Linked DNA regions of Homo sapiens: region 2 is linked to region 1. Evidence: read pairs that join two places in POLR2A ChIA-PET (ENCODE). Cell type or tissue: OCI-LY7. All regions are shown on one strand.

Evidence for each region. Peaks named below come from ENCODE experiments on the same cell type or tissue, not always from the same donor. Only the 100,000 strongest peaks of a DNase experiment are listed, where the experiment ranks them.
Region 2: POLR2A ChIA-PET joins it to region 1 with 10 read pairs; 7 of 35 experiments call an interaction of 5 or more read pairs at or near these places.

What each region holds. Positions count from the first base shown.
Region 1 is chr20:5,590,685-5,598,684 of GRCh38, reverse strand. GPCPD1 (glycerophosphocholine phosphodiesterase 1) reads left to right here. Exons shown (of 20, transcript NM_019593.5): 4 at 5,274-5,358. Among named protein-coding and RNA genes, the nearest start is that of GPCPD1, 16 kb to the left of the region's middle. RefSeq lists a silencer at 5,168-5,462. In OCI-LY7, no CTCF peak of the experiment used is centred here; DNase peaks (open chromatin) are centred at 1,694, 4,334, 4,966 and 5,324; H3K4me3 peaks cover 6,370 bases; H3K27ac peaks cover 8,000 bases.
Region 2 is chr20:5,675,553-5,683,552 of GRCh38, reverse strand. No RefSeq gene overlaps it. Among named protein-coding and RNA genes, the nearest start is that of GPCPD1, 69 kb to the right of the region's middle. In OCI-LY7, no CTCF peak of the experiment used is centred here; DNase peaks (open chromatin) are centred at 4,012 and 7,912; H3K4me3 peaks cover 470 bases; H3K27ac peaks cover 2,757 bases.

The sequences.
Region 1 (8,000 bases):
TAACCTTATGATGTTAGGGGCTTTTAAGATATCTTGGTATTTTTTCTTTTAGTTATAATTTTTATCAACATTATCACGTTGCATAGTTTTATGAGTGAAATAATTTTACAAAATTTGTGTGGGAAAAACAGGTTCCTCTCTTACTGTTAATCCCTGCCTCTCAACCACTTTCATTTCTTTTTTTTTTTTTAGATGTATTTTTTATTTTTACAACTCAGGATAATTGAATATACTTTTAATTCTTGACTGGTTCTTTAGGTACTTACCACCATAATTAGTTAGACAGGGTCTCACTCTGTTACCCAGGCTGGAGTACAGTGGTGTGATCCTAGCTCAATGCAGCCTTGAACTCCTGGGCTGAAGCGATCCTTGCGCCTCAGCCTCCTGAGTAGCTGTGACTATAGGCACCCATGACCATGCCTTGTTAATTGTGGTTGTTTTTTTGTTTTTTGTTTTTGGTGTGGAGATGGCATTACTTTTTTGTTTGTTTGTTTTTTGGGGTTTTTTTTGGCACAAAGGTGGTGTCTGGTTATGTTGCCCAGGCTGATCTCAAATTCCTGGACTTGAGATCCTCCCACCTTGCTTTCTTATTTGAAGAAACATTTTAAGGCATTAACATTTGTCTGGTCACTATATATTATTTTCTTCTTTTTAATTTTTTCTGATTTCTTTTTTTAATGGTAAGTACATATTCTTGATAAGAGATCTAATTTTTGTATTTGCCTATAAAAGTATTTCCTTGAAGTATGTGGTGTTAAAAGGAGCAGAGAGTGGAACACATACTTAGATAGCTTAGCTAATATGAAGAAATGTATTCACTAGTGGCATTGAATCCATCAGTAAACTTAGTATGGGCACAGTGGATGGAGAAAGGTAAATCTGGGTGTCAGCCACTCTTCTGCAGTTAAGTGTGAACTTGGGCGGCTGATGTCTGTAGGCCTCAGTTACCTCATCTGCATGATAAAAAGGGGTTAGCATAGATGAGTGGATGTCAGCAGAGGTGGCACTTACCCCACTGTGGATAGTTGGAAGTGTTATAGGTTTTCCTAAATAGCATACAAGTATATCCAGTGCCCGATTAGGTGATTGCTAAGGCTCTATTTTCCTGTAGAGCAGCATGTCTTAAAATGTGGCCTGTGCACCAGTACCAGTCCAAAAGACTTTTAAAAAAATCAATCCATGATGTGAGAAATACAAAAACTGAGAGCAAGCATTTAGAAATGTGTATAGCAGTTTGACTCCATGCATGTCACTGTGGACACATCTCATTGAACTGGGTATGTAGATCAGAATATTGGTCACCAGACAGGTTGAGTAAAGCAAACAAAAAATGCTGGTCATTCACAGCAAATAGTTTGAGGAGCACTGGTGGTAAAGCAACGGAAAATAACAAAGGAAAGTAAAAAAATAACAGTAATGTAAGCTAGGAGAAAGAAAATTAAAAAACACAGAACTCCCTTTTTTCTAGTTTGTCACTAGTATGACATATTTTCTCAGCCAATTCTCAGCTCTCCTTATAAGAGTTCTGTTGGTAAATAGTATTACTTTAATAGTATATATTCTTTACTAGTCTTTCACAGACTAGTATTTCCTTCAAGTGGCTATTTTTTCTTCGATTTTCAGATCAGCCACTCTGGTCTGAAGTGAAACCTCATATCTTTCTGAACTTGTCTCTAAAACACACCCCTGCCTGTCCTAAGTCAGTTTCAGCCAACTTGGTCAAAAAGATGTGAACAGGATAAGACACTTAACAATTTTAAGAGGACCAGTTGTTCATATGTTGTGCATGTACAATGAAATAGAATTGATTCACAGGTAGCAGATAAACAGTGTTTCACAGGGAGAAGGGAGTAGATACACAGGAATCCATGTGCCTTTAGACAATATTCGTGAGTTTTAAAATTGTGTTTCTTTGGAATTTTAATGTGCTCTGCATCTAAGTCTGCTGTGCCCCTGTCTTTCAGGGAGCGTCTTAAGCTTTCTCTTACCAGCTCTCCCTACCCACAGGCTCATGGCAGCTAGAGCTCTCCTGGAATTTTTTTCTGCTTAGAGAAAACTTGAAGGTCATGGTATTGTTTCCTAATACTGCTGAAGATGTGGGTCACTTGTGGTTTCATTTGCCCTCCTTGTAGATTTTATGGTATTTTGGGAAAGGATATAAGGGCAATTCAGAATTAGGCAGCTGCACTAAACCACCATATGACTACCCGTCTTTCCTGGTTTTGATTTAATTTCATCAGATTATTTTGTCTTTAGTTCACCAAATAGTTCTGATTCTTTTTTTAAAATTTTTTAGACAGGGTCTCATTCTGTCACACAGGCTGGAGTGCGATGACACGATTTCGGTTCACTCTAACCTCAAACTCCTGGGCTCCGGTGATCTTCCTGCCTCAGCCTCTCGAGTAGCTAGGTGTACACCATCATGCCCAGCTCATTAAAATTTTTTTATAGAGATGAGGTTTCACTGTGTTGAGACCTAGGCTGTTTGTGAACTCCTGGCTCAAGCTGCCCTCCCGCCTCAGCCTCCCAGCGTGCTGGGTATAAGCCACTATGCCTGGGTTCTGGTTCATTCTTAAATTTGCCACATTTGCTTAGACAAGTGGAGTAAAAAGACTCACTGCTTTGCCTTCTTCATCTCTTGTTTTCATTTAGTGGTTCTTTACCAGGGATCGCATTAGAATCACTTGGGAGGACTTGAAAAAAAATACACATACCTAGATCCTGCTCCTGGAGATTGAGAAATAATGGCTGAGGGAGAGGCGGCAGCACGTTTTTCACAGCTTATTAGTAATTCTACTCTGCACTAGTGGGGCTAGTTTCACATGCTCCAACTGGCTGTTTTGGAGATGAGGTAGTACTGGGAATTTGTCCCCCCCCCTTTTTTTCTTTTTGGGGTAGCAGAAATGGCAACTTTCTATTCTTAATTGGAAGAGTCCACCTGGAAACCTCTGTTGAAAAGGATTCTGAGGCTTATTGGGGAAAAATAGGGAACATGTGTCAAGCATTTGCTATTCTTTTTTTGTTTTTGTTTTTGTTTTTGTTTTGAGATGGAATCTCACTCTGTCACCCAGGCTGGAGTACAGTGGCGCGATCTGGGCTCACTGCAACCTCAGCCTCCCAGGTTCAAGTGATTCGCCTGCCTCAGCCTCCTGAGTAGCTGGGATTACAGGCTTGTGCCATCTCGCCTGGCTAATTTTTATATTTTTTGTAGAAATGTGGTTTCATAATGTTGGTCAGGCTGGTCTTGAACTCCTGACCTCATGATCCGCCCACCTCAGCCTCCCAAAGAGTTGGGATTACAGGCGTGAGCCACCACGCCTGGCAGCATTTGCTATTCTTGCTTTAAAGCAGTGATTTTTACTTATTTATTATTTATTTATTTTTTATTATTATACTTTAAGTTCTAGGGTACATGTGCAGAACGTGCAGGTTTGTTACATATATATACATGTTCCATGTTGGTTTGTTTAAAGCAGTGATTTTTAAAAATGTACATACCTTAATTAAAAAATACTTTATTGCTAAAAAATGATACAATCATTTGAGCCTTTAGTGAATTGCAATCTTTTTGCTGGTGGAGAGTTTTGTCTCAATGTTGATGGCTGCTAACTGATCAGAGTCGTGGTTGCTGAAGGTTGAAGGACAGTGTCAATTTCTTAAAATAAGACAGTGAAGTTTACTACATTGATTAACTGTTCCTTTCATGAAAGATTTTTCTGTAGCATGCAATCACCATAACAGATATAATAATAACAAAAAAGTTTGAAACATTATGAGATTTGCCAAACTGTGACATAGACACGAAGTAAGCACATGTTGTTGGGAAAATGGCACTGATAGACTTGCTCGACTCAAGTTTGCCACAGACCTTCAATTTGTAAAAAACACAGTATCTGTGAAGTATAATAAAGTGCAATACAATGAGCTATATCTGTATTTATTTTAGGAGCTAAGCTTGTATCAGAGTAAGGACAATGCCCTAAAACCTGTCTTAGCAGAGCCAGGTAGGGCTAAACTACTCATGCTGAATTAACGTTTGGTTAATGGTCTATGACAGGGGTTCTCAAAGTGTTTATAAAAGTTACCTGGAGGCGGCCGGGCCTGGTGGCTCATGCCTGTAATCCCAGCACTTTGGGAGGCCGAGGCGGTTGGATCATGAGGTCAGGAGATCGAAACCATCCTGGCTAATGCGGTGAAACCCGTCTCTACTAAAAATAAAAAAACAAAGTTAGCCAGGCGTGGTGGCGGGTGCCTGTAGTCCCAGCTACTGGGGACGCTGAGGTGGGAGAATAGCATGAACCCGGGAGGCGGAGCTTGCAGTGAGCTGAGATCGCGCCACTGCACTTCACTCTGGGTGACAGAGCAAGACTCCGTCTCAAAAAAAAAAAAGTTACCTGGAGGCTTGTTAAAATACAGGTTACTGGGCCCCCACCCCCAGAGTTCCTAATTCAATAAGTCTGGGTAGGGCCTGAGAATTTGCATTTCTAAGAAGCTCCCAGCTACTAATGATGGTCTGGGACCATGCTGTGGATAGCACTAGTTTATTATTTGAAGCTAAAACTCAGTTACAGTAATGAATTGTAGTGAATTCTTGACCTTAAGGCAGCTGTTGAGTCAAATCTTTAGTTTCTGTTAGAATAACATAGTTCAGAGAAAGACATTGGCCTGAAACAAGATACAGGTTCTGACTGCTTGTCTGAGGAATAGCCAGAGCCTGGGTAGGACAGCTTAGAATAACGGATAGTCAAGAATAGGAGTGTAACTCATGTTTATCTCTCATTTGTGACACAAAAGCTGCGACCCAAAGTCTCTTATCAGCCATGTAACATCCCTCGCTAAGTGGGAAGTCACAGAAGATTCTGACTCTGGCTTCCACTTTTGTACAACTTGAATTTTCTGTTTGGAAACTTATCCTGGCTCTTTATATGGCTGGTTCCTTCTCATCATTTAGACCTGAGCTCAGACAGCGCTTCCTCATTAAAACCTTCCTTCCTTTTAAAAGCCTCCTCCAGAACTTCGTTCTGTCTATCTTCTTTGGTTATTTTTCTGTCTACCCACACAGCAAAGGAAGCTCTTTGAAGATAAGGCTCTTTCTGCAGTATATACCCCTGTGTTCCCATTGCCTGCTACAGAGTAGGCCTGTAAAATTTTGTGTAGGAATAAATAAGTGATATTGGTCATACGTTTTATTTGAGGAGTTTTGTGAATTAAGAAGTCTTTATGCACTGTAGTTTGATATTGATGCTGCTGCTTTTAATTTTCTTTCTTCACAGCATGCTATGGAAAGCAACCATTGTACTCAGTAGAGGAGTATCAGTTCAGTATCGCTACTTCAAAGGGTACTTTTTAGAACCAAAGGTATGTTTTCTTTATCTAGTTTCCAATTCCTTTAGCACTTCCTTCAAAAGCAACTCACTTAAGTTTGAACACGTTCAAAGTAAAATGCATTTGCTTTGGTCAAATAAGGAATAGAACTCTTGATTAATAAAATTTACCAAAACCAAGGAAGTAGCCACTTCAGAGGCAGATGATGTCTGCCATGGAATTTTAAAAAGACATAGTAAGTATGTTCTGCAGTATTCTTATGAAATTGGTTTTAATGTGTTCTCTGTAAGTGTGCATTTTCGGTAACTTTTGTAAACTAGTTAGGAACCACTTGCAGAGCTTTTACTTTTGGTTTTGTTTTTTAATCCTTATGTGATGTAAATACATTTAGAGAAGTATATAGCCTGTTTTAAGTGAGTAATTAAAAAAATTATTTCACAGCAGCCATCTCTTAGTGGCTGTGTTAACTCTGATCAAAATTTAATTGATTCCTTTTAGATTTTTTCAAAGATGTTATTGATAAGACCCCTATCTTTTCTGGAGGCCTTTGGCATATCTATTCTAAATTTGCCTGTTCACAATTCATTATTTTGGGATTGTTTTCATATTCAGAAAAGAAAAAAAGTTAATCATTTTCCTTTTATTCTAAAGATACTTATTTGCTGAAAGGATTCTTTTCCTTCAGACTTTTACATTTGACACCCTTGGGCTGCATATGAACAAGGGTTTAGGCAGGGGTCTAGGATACAAATCATGGATTAGCTCTTGTTAAAAAATGTATTTCCTTTGGGAGTCATTAAGTGTTTTTGTTACGTGTGAAAAATGCAAGCAGCCACTGTTACCTCGTGCTCTTAGCCACCATTATACAAAGAAAAGAGACAAAATGACAAAAAATGACAAACCCACTTTAGCTGTCTTTTGCACCTATTACGTTTCTTGTTCCAAGAATATTTTGTGAATACACAGTAATTGAACTTAAATTACATTGTGGTTGATCATTGTGTTGGCTTTTCTTGACAATAGTTTCACTTTAACTTAAGAAAAGGGCATCTCATTTATTTGGCATGGGGTTATGCATCATGGTAAAGTTCTTTAGTATAACTTAAGCAATTGTGTGTAGATACATAGGTCATAGATATGGAAAGTTTACCTGAGGATCCTGGTATATGAAATTTAGCTTTGTAATATGTGAAACCAACTAAATTTTACTTAGGGGAGTTTGGATGAGAAAGATGATAATGAGTTCTTTGGGCATAGTTTTCTAAAGTAAGACTATTGTCAACACAGGTCAAATTAAGCCAACCTAAGTATTTATCCTCTTCATTGAAAATGTTACCAAAAGCAGCAGATCAGTCCAAAATACCTTTTGAAAAAATTGGCAAGAAGTCTGCTTAACAGTAAAAACAAGTTTTTCTCCTTGTAATACTTGCAAAAGTTTACAGTATGTGTTGGTGAGTGTGTTTCTTTAAGTAGGTGCTCTGTATCGTGTACACATGTACCGTGTGATGCAGGGGCTGCCATGGTAAGTATGTTTTTCATGGAATCGAGTAAATAGCTACATAAAATCCCATGCATATGGCTACAGTTTTTTTCTCCACATGCCAGCTTAATGTGACACTTTAAAAAAGTTGGTGGCGCTTTTTAAATAAAACATTTTTAATAGAAGTATTATGAAACTTTGTCTAGTTGTACATTGTCAAATAATAGAAGTAATGTGCAAGGCATCTTAAATTGTGAAATGATGTAAATTATTGGAATACATAATGTTACGAATATAAAGAATGATAGGAAAACAAATAATGAAAGCATTAAAAAGCTGAAATGGGAGAAAGGTTAATTTTACTGTGTTGAAAGTTTTAGGAGGTAATCTACCCAGGCAGTTTTGGAACCAAAGCTAAAAGTTTTGCGATTATGGACAAGCCAGTTGACCTTTAGGCTTTAGCCTCCTCATCTATAAAACAAAAGGTTTGAACTACAGATTTTTAGATCCTTTCATTGCAAAATTTTATTGAGTAAATGAAATTTTACCATTCATTTTTCTTCCATGCACTGCTTTTTCTGGCATATTCCTTTTAGTTTAGAAGAGTCCTGAAATCGTTTTTCTCAGTTTTTCACAATGACGTGTTCTCTTTGTGAATTAAGATAAGGTGTTAATGTGTTACATTTTAAAATAATTTCACAGATGACAAAACAAAATAGTATCTTATTTGAACATAGCACACAAAAGTAGTGAGTATTCCTGGAATGAAAACATTGGTATGAATCTGCAGGTAGTCCACTGATGTCACATCTTCACCAAAGATACTTTCTGAATTAACATGTAATTTCAACTTTTTTTTTTCTGTATCCACCCCTCTTTGCTTGTGGGTAGAATTAGGGATGTTTCCTCATAGTCAAATGTTAGCCAGTTTTTCATTGTATCCTTTGAAATTTTTCCTTCATTTTTGTAGAAATACATCTTTATTTTTCAGCACATATCTATGTTTCTAACTTTCATAGCTGCTAACATTCACTCATAATTAGATTCATTACAAACTATCTTATTTTGACCTCGATCTCCCTTGAGTTTTAAGTCCTTCCTTTAACAAGACAATCAGTCACCTGCGATAGATAATTATTTTCAGAATAGTCTAGTTTGTCATTTTGTACAATAGTTTATTAGTATCTAAAATTCT
Region 2 (8,000 bases), 85 kb before region 1:
GGATTACAGGCGTGAGCCACTGCATCCAACCAGGAATGGTATCCTATGTTCTTTGTAGTTTCTATTCCCTGAGTCCATTATTAATAGTCAATCCATTAATAAACCAGTATAAGCCAAAGTGTGGAGAGGAACACAGAGCACATGTAATTTATAGTTCTGCTCACAAGGAATTTACAACCTATGCGAAGGGAACAAAGTAAAATTAATGAAATAATAGTGAACCATGGCCAGGCGTGGTGGCTCACACCTGTAATCCCAGCACTTTGGGAGGCCAAGACAGAAGGATTGCTTGAGCCCAGGAGCTTGAGATCAGCCTGGGAAACCAGGAGTGAGACCTCCTCCGTCTACAAAAAATTTATTTATTTATGTATGCATTTATATTTATTTTTTGAGACAGGGTCTCATTCTGTCACTCAGGTTGTAGTGCAACGGTGTGATCTCAGCTCATGGCAACGTCTGCCTTCCAGGCTTAAGTGATCTACCCACTTCAGCTTCCAAAGTAGCTAGGACTACAGGTGTGTGCCACCAAGCCCAGCTAATTTTTAAATCTTTTTGTATCTCACCATGTTGCCCAAGCTGGTCTCGAACTCCTGGGCTCAAGTGATCCACCTGCCTGGGCCTCCCAAAGTGTTGGGACTACAGGCATGAGCCACTGTGCTCAGACACCACAAAAAAATTTTTAAAAATTAGCCAGGCATGGTGGCACATGCCTGTAGTCCCAGCTTCTTGGGAGACTGAGGTGGGAGGATTGCTTGTGCCCCAGGAGGCTGCAGTGAACTATGATTGCACCACTGTACTCCAGCCTGGGCTACAGAGAGAGACCCCGTTCAAAAAAAGGGAAGGAAGGAAGGGAGGGAGGGAGGGAGGGAGGGACGGAGTGAGGGGGGAGGGGAGGGGAGGGGATAGTGAACCACTTATGAGAGTGAAAAATACAGATGCTCACCACTTTCCTCAGCATCTTTTGCTTGCACCTCAGCCAATTATTTCTCATTCTGTATCCATCTCTGAAAGGTCATATTATTAATTGAAATACTTCACTCACTCCCCATTTTTCATGCCATTTTCTGAATAAATGTGTGATCCTTCCCTCTAAATGGATGGAATATATTTATTGACTCTTTGGCTTTGGGTTTGGCCACATGACTTACTTTAGCCAGTGAAAAATGGGAGGTGACAATGTGCCAGTTTTGTACCTAGGCCTTAAGAAGCCACGTATGTTCCTTCCTGCCCCTCTGCTATAAGAATGAAAAGAACATGTGTAGGCCAGCCCTTTAGTTCCAGGAGGAAGATGAGAGATATATGGAGGCAAGTCAAGTCATCCCAGCTGAGCCTGCCTAGATCAGCTGACACCCAGACAACTCCTAGATGCATGAGCAAAATGGTACCGTATGTTATAAAGAATTTATGGGCTGTTAGTTACACAGTAATAGCTAACTGACCTACATGCTCTAGGTTGGATATAGCTGACTCTCACAGCCCTTGTAGTGCTTTATTGCAATTAGCTATCCATACATCCTGTCTCTTCTACTATATTGTGGCATCTTACTGGGATTTCTATGCATCTTTCTATCTCAGCACCTAACCCATCTCTAGCTCACAATGTACACTCAATATATGCTTGTTGAATAAAAATCTGGGAGAAAGAATGAGTAAATGAATAGAATTAGCCATATGGATTTGGATTTCTGAATTGTCCTTGAACAATTCAGGCACGGTGGCTCACGCCTGTAATCTTAGCACTTTGGGAGGCCAAGACAGGTGGATCTCCTTGAGCTCATGAATTCAAGACCAGTCTGGACAACATGGCAAAACCCTGTCTCTACCAAAAATACAAAAAATTAGCCAGGCGTTGTGGTGTGCACCGGTGGTCCCAGCTACTCAAGAGACTGAGGTGGAAGGATCCCTTGAGCCTGGGAGTGAGCTGTGATCACACCACTGCACTCCAGCCTGAGTGACAGAGTGAGACCCTGTCTCAAAAAAAAAAAAGAAAAATAAATAAATAAATAGTTCTGGTAGGTTCAAAAGAACTTGTTATGCAGGAAGGAGGGGGGAAAGTTTATGAAACTGCTTTCAAAATTTTAAATACTGTATAAATTATTACATGATTTTGTCTATACATATATTGAAATTGTACATAAAATAACAATCATATCTAGTATATCTATTATTATAATAGTGCCTTTAACATCAGCTCCCAAAAAACAACCAGCCAACATACAACTTACCTTCAAAATGAAACATTTTTTCAGTTATTGATCAATGAAAAAAATATATTTTTTAAAATACTTGATAGAAGCCGGGTGTGGTGGCTCACGCCTGTAATCTCAGTACTTTGGGAGGCTGAGGTGGGCAGATCGCTTGAGGTCAAGAGTTTGAGACCAGCCTGGCCAACATGGTGAAACCCTGTCTCTACTAAAAATACAAAAATTAGCCGGGCGTGGTCTCACACACTTTTAATCCCAGCTACTGGGAATGCTGAGGCATGAGAATCTCTTGAACCTGGGAGGTAGAAGTTGGAGTGAACTGAGATCGAGATCCTGCACTCCAGCCTGGATGACAGAGGGACAATCTGTCTCAAATTTAAAAAAAAAAAAAAAAAGAAGGCTGGGCACGGTGGCTCATGCCTGTAATCCCAGCACTTTGGGAGGCCGAAGCAGATGGATCACCTAAGGTCAGGAGTTTGAGACAAGCCTGGCCAGCATGGTGGAAACCCCATCTCTACCAAAAATACAAAAATTAGCTGTGTTTGGTGGCGGCTGCCTGTAATCCCAGCTACTTGGGAGGCTAAGGCAGGAGAATCACTTGAACCTGGGAGGTGGAGGTTGCAGTGAGCCATGATCATGCCACTTCACTCCATTCAGCCTGGGTGACAGAGTGAGACTCCGTCTCAAAAAAAAAAAAAAAAAAAAAAAAAAAACTTGTTAGGTAGGAAATGTGTATTTGAGTCCATGGGGAAAAGAATTTGATTGATCTGGATAGTTGCTTTGCTCCCAGGAAAATGTTTTCACTCATCCATGTGTCCCTTCCCAGGAACCAGGGCAAAGCACTAATGGCACTGTGGAGGGAGTTATCACAGGAGTGGAAGAGGACAAAGTGATCATGCATGTGGATACCTAGGGTTACAAAATCATCTGCTATCTTCCTAGGTAAATGTGTTGCTCATATGGGAGGAATGCACAATGGAATATTTTTTCTAAATAAAAAATTGATTTCCACAGAGCACAGTCACACTGCTGTTTTATAGATGGAAAAGTAAATTTCACAACTTCCTTGAAATAAAAACATGAGACTGGCCTAAAGTTTTCTAAGCAATTTTGCAGTAGTTTGACAACTGTTTGTCCTTCTTTTCCAGGGTGTTAAACTGGCCTCCATTTATGATGACTTTTAAACCGAAAGAAGAGTGTGTATTGTTTATAGTAAAAGGAAATCTCTGATTTTAGAAATTTCCCTTTCACATAGCTCTGTATTTGCTATAGACTGAATGTTCATGTCCCCCCAAAATTTATACATTAAAACCTAATCCCCAATGCAATGGGCTAGGAACTGGGGCCTTTGGGAGGTGATTAGGTCATGAGGGTGGAGCCCTCATGAATGGGATTAGTGTCCTCATAAAAGAGACCCCAGGCCAGGTGTGGTGGCTCAAGCCTGTAATCCTGGCACTTTGGGAGGCTGAGGCAGGTGGATCACCTGAGGTCGGGAGTTCGAGACCAACCTGACCAACATGGAGAAACCCTGTCTCTACTAAAAATACAAAAATTAGCCGGGCATGGTGGCACATGCCTGTAATCCCAGCTACTCAGGAGGCTGAGGCAGGAGAATCGCTTGAACCTGGGAGGTGGAGGTTGCAGTGAGCCAAGATTGCACCATTGCACTCTAGCCTGGGCAACGAGAGAAAAACTCCGTCTCAAAAAAAAAAAAAAAAAAAAAAAAGAGAGAGCGACCCCAGAGAGTTCCCCTGTCCCCTTCTGCTATGCAAGATTATAGCAAGAGGCTTTATGAACCAGGAAGTGGGCCCTCACCAGAGGCTGAATCTGCTATTGCCTTGTTCTTGAAATTCACAGCTACCAGAACTGTGAGAAATAGATTTCTGTTGTTTATAAGCCACCCAGACTATGATATTCTGTTATAACAGCCGCAGTGGACCAAAACAGTATTTAATCATCCATTTAATGGCAAGTTAAAACAAAAGAATTTGGGATTTTAAAAAAGTCACAAATTGTGTTTTAATCAGATCATATTTTTTTGGTTTGTTAGCCTATTTGGAGGTGGTAAAAAAAAAACAAAAGCGAAAAATTTTCAAGAGTTCTATATGAAAACTAAATCTATTTCCCACTGTAAGTCTGAAATTATGTTTCCTCCCCAGAGGCACACTCTCATAAGCATTTTACATGTTTTTAAATTTTAAACAAACACAAACCTGCTAACACCTGCTGTTTCATATCTTGTATTTTTCATGTGGGAAAAAAAAAAGATCTTGGAGCTCATTCCATAAGTGACTTGCATTTCAACAGGATTCTTCAAAAGTGACAAGAAAACATAGGAAACCAACATCATTTTGAATCGCTTTCTCATGGAGCTGATTGGCAAGCATTCCTTCATGAAATCGCTCAGCATGTAATCTGGCATTCATGAGCTGTATGTATGGAAAACTCAAGGAGTCTGAGGTGTGAGCAATCAACTGAAGGCACATTTTGTAATGGCCATTGATTCTGTGAACATTAGCAGCATTAATACCTGCTTTGTGATAATAGAAGGTTTGTCATGATTTCAGTGTCACCATTGGAGATTATGAGGTATAGAAAAGTATAGAGCAGGGAAATGCAAATTAAAATAACCATGAGACACAATTTCAGAGCCATTAGATTGGCAACTTTTTCAATCCTGATAACACTAACTGTGGTGAGGGTGGAGAATCAGAAACGGGCTTTTATACTCAGTCTGTGGGAGTGAAAAATTGGAATAATTACAATAGAGAACAATTTTGCAGTACTTAGTAAAGTTGATATGTACATAATTTCAATTCAACAAATATATTTTTTTTTAAGCAGGTTTTTTTGTTGTTCTTTTTGAGACAGAGTCTTGCTCTGTTGCCTAGGCTGGGGTGCAGTGGTGCGATCTCAGCTCACTGCAACCTCTGCCTCCTGGGTTCAAGTGATTCTCATGTCTCAGCCTCCTGAGTAGCTGGACTTACAGGTGTGTACCACCATGCCCAAATAATTTTTTGTATTTTCAGGAGAGACGGGGTTTCGCTATGTTGGCCAGGCTGGTCTCAAACTCCTGACCTCAAGTGATCTGCCCACCTTGACCTTCGAAAGTGTTGGGATTGCATGCATGAGCCACCACACGCAGCCAAATTTACTTCTGTATAAATACCCAAGCAAGTTTCTTGAGCTTATGGGTCAGGCCGTGTGTACCTAAGCCTGTTCATTGCAACATTTCTCGGGATAGCAAAACAATGGAATACTACAGAGTAGTTAAAATAAATGCAGGAATTAGGCCAGGCACGGTGGCTCACGCCTATAATCCTAGCACTTTGAGAGGCCAAGACAGGTGGATCACTTGAGGTCAGGAGTTAGAGACCATCCTGGCCAACATGGTGAAACCCCATCTCTACTAAACAGAAAAAAATTAGCTGGGTGTGGTGGCGCATGCCTGTAATCCCAGCTACTTGGTAGCTGAGGCGGGAGAATCGCTTGAACCCAGGAGGTGGAGGTTGCAGTGAGCCGAGATCGCGCTACTGCACTCCAGTCTGGGCAATAAGAGTGAGATTCTGTCTCGAGAAAAACAAACAAAAACCATGTAAAAGCGTGATATCGTTTAAGAGAATTTGTAAAACACACAAATAATGCTTTGTGTTGTTTGTGGACACATATTCTCCAGCTGTCACATCCTCTTCCTGGCCTTCTCTACCTACTTCTGGCCCTGGGAAGCTTTACAGACCTTATCAGAGAACTCTTTTCTCTGTCTTTGGTTGGGTTCATCCAATGGGAAGCACCAGTAGGAGTCAGAGGGGAGGAGAAGAGACAGGCAGGGGGAATTAACTCTCTTCCTCTCCTTGCCTACTCCCTCTTTGCCAGGGGTTTGCAGAGGCTGCATTTGTTCACTGAAGACCACAAGTACTGTCGGTAACCCTCTGCTACAGTGGCAAGTCTTTCTGAGTTCTGTAGCAGGGGACCTCCAGTTGCTACCCCCAAGATGCTTCACCATCCCTTTCTGGGGTCCCTTATTGCAGCCTCTACATTTGCAAAGAGAACTTTTATGAAATTGTCTTCCATGACCCCGTTTGCACATGCTTGTCAAGGCCCTGAATGATGCACGTATTTATGTGGGGAGATTTAAAACTATGCTCATTAGTTGGCTGGGTATGGTGGCTCACGTCTATAATCCCAGCACTTTGGGAGGCTGAGATGGGAGGATTGCTTGAGGCCAGGAGTTCAAGACCAGACTGTTCAACATAGCAAGACCTCGTCCCTATTATTTAAATAAAAAGAAAAAGAAAAAAAGAAGAAAATAAAACTATGCTCACTAATGATCTCTCTCAGTTCAGGAAGCTGGTTACCTCTGCAAAAGGAAGTACAAGAAAGGATTGGGACAGGGTGGAAGGAGTTAGCTGTAGTTGCATAGTTTTTTTTTAAATTTAATCTAATTGATTTATTTCTTTGACACCGAGTCTAGCTCTGTTGCCCAGGCTGGAGTGCAGTGGTGAGATCTCGGCTCACCGCAACCTCCACCTCCTGGGTTCCAGCAATTCTTCTGCCTCAGCCTCCCGAGTAGCTGGGATTACAGGCATGTGCCACCACGCCTGGATAATTTTTGTATTTTTAGTAGAGTCAGGGTTTCACCATGTTGGCCAGACTGGTTTCAAACTCTTGATCTCAGGCTATCCACCCGCCTCAGCTTCCCAAAGTGCTGGGATTATAGGCGTGAGCCTCCGTGCCCAGCCAGTTTTATTTTTTTTAATAAACTTTTTTTAAAAAATCACACCAGAATCTATTGTGTAAAAATGTTCAAATCCATTAAATCTGAGTGGTTAATCCATGGGTATCATATCATAATGATTATTATTTTTGTTTTGATTGCATTTTTTTTTCTTTTTTGAAACAGAGTCTCCTTCTGTCGCCCAGGCCGGAGTGCAGTGGCACAATCTCAGCTTCCTCCAACCTCTGCCTCCCAGGTTCAAGCGATTCTCCTGCCTCAGCCTCCCAAGTAGCTGAGATTACAGGCAGGCACCACCATGCCCAGTGTACTTTTTGTGTTGTTAGTAGAGATGGGGTTTCACCATGTTGGCCAGGCTGGTCTCAAACTCCCAACCTCAGGTGATCCACCTGCCTCGGCCTCCAAAAGTGCTAGGATTACAGGCATAAGCCACTGCGCCTGGCCTTAAAATATTTTAAAAAATATTCTCCTTGCATAATGAGGTTTAAAAAAATGAAGCGTTTCCTAATTCAGAATGATACAAGGGTGTCACCTGAGGCCCAAGATGGATTGCATGCGTTGGAAAGTTCTCCCTCACCTGGGACGCCCCAGATCCTTTCTTCACCAGCACCTTCTTCAGAGACACAAGAGAGGCTGAGCATGGTGGCTGACACCTATAATCCCTACATATTAGAACGCTGAGGTGGGAGAATCACTTGAAGCCAGGAGTTTGAGAGCAGCCTGGGCAACATAGCAAGACCCTATCTCTACAAAAAAAATTTTTTTTAATTAGCCCAGCATGGTGGCATGTATGTAGTCCTAGAAACTCAGGAGGCTGAGGCAGGAGGATTGCTTAAACCCAGGAGGTCAAGGCTGCAGTGAGGCAAGACTGCACACTGCACACTCCAACCCGGGCAACAAGATAACTTCTATACACGTAGATGAGGCAGTTCCGCCTCTTTGCCTAAAGATTGTGGGAAGTGTGCAACTGCAATGATAAAAAGGACACTCTATGTGACAGCAAGATAAAATTGGCTCTCAGTCAACTGTGAAAGGCATTGCATGGGTGACAGATGAGTGTTATT